Regions from separate parts of the Mus musculus genome. Here region 1 is linked to region 2. The links are chromatin contacts, found by Hi-C or POLR2A ChIA-PET in ENCODE. All regions are on one chromosome and are shown on one strand. The core of a region is the stretch at or near the end of the contact, and the rest is flanking DNA. Distances in the headings are between cores, read along the strand shown. Region 1 overlaps Thada (thyroid adenoma associated). Region 2 holds the start of Zfp36l2 (zinc finger protein 36, C3H type-like 2).

What was found. Hi-C counts contacts between places; a loop is a spot of excess contacts on that map. ChIA-PET counts read pairs that join two places held with the same protein, here RNA polymerase II (POLR2A).
Region 1: POLR2A ChIA-PET joins it to region 2 with 43 read pairs in Patski. The contact joins the enhancer-like site here to the promoter of Zfp36l2 in region 2. A Hi-C loop is called at or near these places in 1 of 37 maps with a recorded cell type or tissue (CH12.LX). POLR2A ChIA-PET finds 5 or more read pairs at or near these places in 4 of 5 experiments (Patski and embryonic stem cell).

Annotation. Positions count from the first base shown.
Region 1 is chr17:84,362,322-84,365,187 of GRCm38, forward strand. All of the region lies in intron 26 of Thada (thyroid adenoma associated), which reads right to left. Among named protein-coding and RNA genes, the nearest start is that of Gm24722, 28 kb to the right of the region's middle. Within about 2 kb of position 1,315, at least 2 of the 3 ENCODE cell types and tissues checked have a DNase peak (open chromatin) inside an H3K27ac peak, as active enhancers do.
Region 2 is chr17:84,186,349-84,189,227 of GRCm38, forward strand. Zfp36l2 (zinc finger protein 36, C3H type-like 2) reads right to left here and starts at 1,599. Exons shown (of 2, transcript NM_001001806.2): 1 at 1,296-1,599; 2 at 1-808. The coding sequence starts at 1,346. It also overlaps a transcript of Gm36279 not described here.

The DNA.
Region 1 (2,866 bases), core at 65-2,564, 180 kb after region 2:
GTCAAATATCTTATGATTGCTTATCATGGCTTCCTATGAGCCTCCAACTAAACCTAGCTCCAAGAAGGGGAAAAAAAACTGAAACAAAAAACTAATGAATGAACATCTATAGCAGTGTCATAGGTGCTCTGTAAGTATGAAAGACTGCTCGCTGTGTGCACAAGGCTACAATGGTTTATAAAATCCTTCCCAGACGGGTGTAAATAGTCTTTCTGAAGCCTACAGCAGGCTGTGCCAGTCACAGTAGGCCATTCACTAGTCAGACCTGGCTTTGCGTTTGGCATAAGCAGTCACTTTACGAGTAATTTTCAGATCAGATGAGTTAAACACTGCTGTCTTCAAAGTTCCGACTTGGCAAAATACACATCTTCCTCAAACTCGTAAGACCAAACGAAAGGAAAGGCAGCTCCTGCTGCGGGATGGCGGCTCTGTGCTGTCCGTCAAGTGCTAGCCCTGGACAAGTCAGTGACGACCATGAGCAGCAGCCCTGCCAGCAGGAATCACTGTCAAGACAGAACCCGACCTACGGCATCACCTGCCGAAGAAAACTAGAGTGGAGAAAGCAAACACCTCATGAATATTCACTTGCCCTTGGTCCAAGAAAAGTAAGTTTGCCTTTAATTAAAAATAAAAATAACCCAGAAAGCTGAAATAAGATCTGAGGAGTAGTGGCCATGGGTCAGCCCGTCAGCATAAGAAAGAGTTGGCAGTGCCCAGGGGAAAGTGCTCCAGTGTGTGACTGTGACACCATTCTGCTCTTGTAAAGATTTGGAAATTAGATTCTGTCCTGGACAGAATTAGGTCTAGCTTCTCCACTACTGTGCTGACAAGCCAAAAAGTACCCCTGGTACAAGGGTGCCCAGTGGTTCCAAAGCCCTGGCCTGAGCCACAGAGAGCAGAGTCAACAGCTGACAGACAAGCACCACAATGTAAATGCTCCAGAGGACATTGCTACACACAAATAATTCTACCTCTGCTTCCCAGGAGTTTTAAATCAGACTTACAAAACAACGCATAAAGGAGCAGAAAAACAAAAGCAAAAGAAAAAACTGACGGAAAGGGGGAGAGGGAGAAGGAGGGAGAGGGGGACCAAGGGGCCGGGGGAAAGGGGACCAGGGGGACCAGGGGGACCAGGGGGAGAGGGAGAAGAATAATATGGTTATGGAGGCCTGAGCAGTAAGCAAGAGCCAAAGAGAAGCTCTCCAGGAAGGTTCAGCACACATGAGCTGGGGTAAACCAGGACACTGTCAGCCCATGTGCTGCTTAGATAACGCTTGGTCTTAAAGGTCAGCAAGGATTTCCCTCTCCTAGGACGGCTGGGAGGCTAGAGGGGAGGAGAAAGCCTTTAATAAAAGGCATAGCATAGATGCTTTTGAGGCCAGGATGCCTTTGGCTTGCCTGGAACAATGGACAGGATGGGTGTGGATGTGGAGGGCCTAGATGCCAAGCTAATGGAGCTGAGCCCTGAGCTCTCCAAGTCTGGGAAGCTGCCTTAAGTTTGGGCCCAAGAATAAACATCATAAATTGTGTGTGGGTCACTGCGAAAATGTTTTAAGCAAGTATATGGTGCCTACACAAAAGTGGAGAGAGATTTTTAAAAATTACATTTTATTTAGGGCTGGGAGGAGCGGTGCCACACACCTTTAATCCCAGTTCTCAGGAGGCAGAGGCAGCCGGATTCACATAGGAGACCCTATTTCAAAAAATAATATTAAGTTAAACTGTTGAAGAAATAACTGTTTAAGTGTGTGAGTGTTGTGTGCTTGTGTCTGCGGGTGTGCCTGCATATGTCACAGAATGTGAGGGCCCAAGGAGAACCTGTACAAGTGGATTCTCTACACCATAGCTCCCAGGGGTCAAACAAAAGCATCACACGTGCTGGTGTCGTTACTCACAGAGCCACTGAACTGGCCAGAGAGAGCTTTTAAAAAACAATACACTACTAGTTAGAAATGCACATATTTTTCCTGGATATCTGAACAAGGCCTATCACCGACACTGTTTTAGATCCTAGGGTAAACCTAGACACCTGGCCAAGGGCTGGAGCGGCGACCCTGCTGTCCGCTGTAACACCCTCCTCCTCAATCCTCACTACAGTCTGTATTTTGCTTTACACACTACAGATTTCCTTGTGTACCTCGAAGGAAGAACTGTCAGTCATCAATCTGGATGGTGTAACTTAATAGGTCCTTTGTTCAGAAAATTTAATTACAGGCTTGAACCCTGAATGAATGTAAAATAAAAACACTGGGGGGGACTTGGCAGGATCGGTCAACTAAGCGGCTCGAGGGTCCCCACCTCTACCCCCCACCATCCCTGGCACATCTGCAGCAGCAGTTTCTTCACTGGTATTCGCAGCATGGCCCATCTTCTGTAATTGCTTCTGGCTCCTCTGGCCTGGTCTCTGGCTGTCCTGTAGCTCCACTTACAACTAAGGCTTAAAGATGCTCAGAGGTGATGTCAGCCTTTTCCTACCTCTTAGGAGGCTTCTGCCTGAACACAGGCTATAGATAGCCTTACAGCTGAGCTAGTTTGTGCTGGTTCCTGGCAACTTCTTTGCTCCCCAACAAGGCTCTGCAGGAGAACCGGGTTCAAAACCAAGCTTTAATCTACCTTAACATTTACCAAATAATTTTACTCTGCAAGTACCCAAGGGAGGTTGCTACAACCGGGTACCTGGGCATTACTTACCCTCTGCTGACTATCAGAGACAGCAATATTTAAAAGCTATACACCAGAAGCCCAACAAACTGCAATAGTAACTGTTGGAAATACGAGATTTAGAACTTTTCTGGGCAGAAAGCAAGGAGAAAACGTATTAGTAAAAGGCCTCCTTTCTAACCCTGGAGCCAAGCACTGGCGCCCT
Region 2 (2,879 bases), core at 349-2,848:
GGCTGTCGAGCAGCAGCGGCGACTCCAGGCCCCCCGGCGGCTGGTGGTGGCCCGACGGGAAGCCGGAGAAACTGAGGCTGTGATGCAGCTTGGGCCGCGGCTCGCGGGCGAAGCCTAGGTGTAGCGCGTCGCGTGCGCCAAACGCTCGCAGGTCCCCGGAGGCGCCGCCGCCCCCCGACGGCGCGGGCCGCCGCTCGTCCGCGTTGTGGATGAAGTGGCAGCGCGGGCCGTAGGGGCAGAAGCCGATGGTGTGGAAGGTGCGGCACAGCTCTGTCTTGTACTTGGGGTGCCGGGTGAGGCTGCGCAGCTCGTGGAAGCCGTGCGCGAACTGGCACTTCTCGCCGTACTTGCACGTGCCGCTCTCCTCGAAGGGCCGGCACAGCTCCGTCTTGTAGCGCGTGGAGTTGATCTGGGAGCCGCTGCCCCCCTTCTGCTGCTGCTGCAGGTGCAGGAGGTGCTGGCTGCGCTCCCCGTTCTCGCTGAACGAGCGGTCCCGAAATTTGCTCTCCTTGGTGACCAGCGCCGTGCCGCTGCCCCCCGAAGGCTCCTTGAGCTGGCCGTAGGAGGCCAGACCGCCTCCGCCTGCGGGGCCACAGCTGCTGCCGCCGCCGTTAGGGGCGCCCGGGAACTTCGGCGAGCAGCTGCCCGGACTGGGCACAGGGTGGGCAAGCGCGTGGAGGTTGCTGGCGGAGTGGCGTCGCAGGAAGCCCGGAGTGAAGCTCGAGCTGGGGGCAGCAGCCACGGGCGTCCCTACCGCCTTCTTGTCCAGCATGTTGTTCAGATTGAGGTTTGCCAGGGATTTCTCCGTCTGCCAAAGGGAGGGGAGCGGGAGCGGGATGAAAATCGGATGGGGAAGAGAGTCGGGGCTAACTGCAGAGTGAACGCCCTAGTCCCAACTGCCCACTTGTTGGGGTTTCTGGTGGGATCCGATTCAGCCTCCACCGCTACACTCGCAAAACGCAGGCCGGAGAGAGTGGAGGACGCCCACCCCGGCCGCTCCGGGTCTAGCCATGTGATCCTGGGCCCGTGGCCACGGGGTGGGCGGCGCAAACGCTGTCCGGGAAGTCCCGGCAGCGTGGCCGCGGTCGGTTCGGGAGGAGCACGGCTGCTCCAGCCGCTACTCGCTCTCTCCACGCCCACAGTCGCAAGCACACAGTCCTGCTAACTCCAGGACTTCCCTCCACCCGCAAAGTCAACTTGGAAGGGTCCCTCCCGCCTCGGCCCGGCCCGGCGGCAAGTCTCGGAACTCCAAAGGGTTCCAGGCCGTCCGCCATCCTTTCCGGCTGCCTGCTTACCTTGCACAAGAAGTCGATATCGTAGAAGGGTGACAGAAGTGTGGTCGACATTTTTCTGGGTCCTGTAATGGTCGAAATTGCAAGCGTGGAGGTTGGGAGGTGCCCTCGGTACGGCGAGACTCGAACCAAGATGAATAACGGGCGAGGGCCAAGGAGGGACGGAAAGTTGTGCTTGTGCGGCCGAGGAAGCGGCGGCGGGAGGCCGTGGCGCGGAGTGGGGGGCAGAGGAGAAGCGAGAGCGCAGCTCGGCGCCCCGGCCCGCCCCCCGCCCGAGCCGTCGGCAGCTCGCGGACTGGTGGAACTCGGAGACCTGAGAGCGTGCGCCCTTTATACAGCCCCGGAGCGGCGCGGCGGCGGGGCAAAGCGCACCGGGGGAGGGGACTGAACGCTGACCGGCCGGGGTCTCCAGGCAACGCCGCCCGCCAGCCCGCGGACGTCAGGCTCCTTCTCGGCTTCTCATTGGTCGCCGCCAATTTTTCCCCTTCGGGGGAGGGGAGGAGAGGGGAGGGGAGGGGCGGGCAGCCTGGGCGTCCCGAGCGGCGTGGGGCGTGCGGCCCCCTTGGGTCCTGCTGGGTGGCGGCGGCGGGAATACCTCGCTCTCCTCCGCCTCTACGAGTATAACGTTGGAAAGCACGTACACGTTCTATCTGCCCAGGACGGGGCTACCCGGGACGTGCCTTTCCTCGCCCGATCCGGCTGGGCCGACTGGCGCAGCTTTTATCTCCCATCCTAGTTTTTGCTCCGCGCGCGGGAACAGCAAAACAGCAATGGTGCGCTTGGCCAAGTTGCTTGGGACTAGGAACGGGGGTCGCGGCCTGTCCCGTAGGTGGCAGCTCCGGCCCGGCTGCACGTGGAGACGCAGTAGGGGTGGGGGCGGGAGCGGCCAGCCTGGAGGAGCATTGGCGCGTTTCTCCGCCCCTCTCCCCGCCCAGGCTCAGTAAACAGGACTTGAGCGCTGCGGCCTGTGGGGCAGAGCCGAGTGTCTGAGGACAAGGCGCTGGCTTTGCTAATCACATCACAAGACCTTGAGCCTGGGCCAAAGGCGCCGAGTGGCGCGGGGTGTCCGGGGCGGGAAAGCCTATTCCAGGGGACTAGAGGGAAGTCGGAGGAGCAGTGTGGACATAGAGGAAGTCACTTCCTTCACCTTTGTGCCTGCTGGTTGGCCTGGCCTCCTCTCGGGGATGTGGGTGCAGCTCCTAGCCAAGGCTTCCCGCCTGTACAGCCTTGGCCTGTCGAATCCTGCAACCTTCCTCCTTCTGCTGTGGGAGGCGCGGCATTGAATCTAAGCTTTGTGTGAGCTGCCGGAGGCGAGGCGGTGATTGCTGAACCACCACCCAGGTTGGGGGAAAGAGGTCCTCATTCGGTTGCCTTTAGTGCAACTCCTACCAGCTTTCCATGGAAAAAGCAGTCCCAGAAGGCCCCTGGCTCTTTTTGAGAGGGGTCTCACACACACACACCTCCACACACCTAGCGACCCCCACCCCCACCCCGTGAGGCCCATCTGGTCAGGTCCAGAACCCTTTATCCCTACACTTCATACTGGCTGCCAAAAGCTGGAGTTGGGCCCATGAATTCACCCAGCTG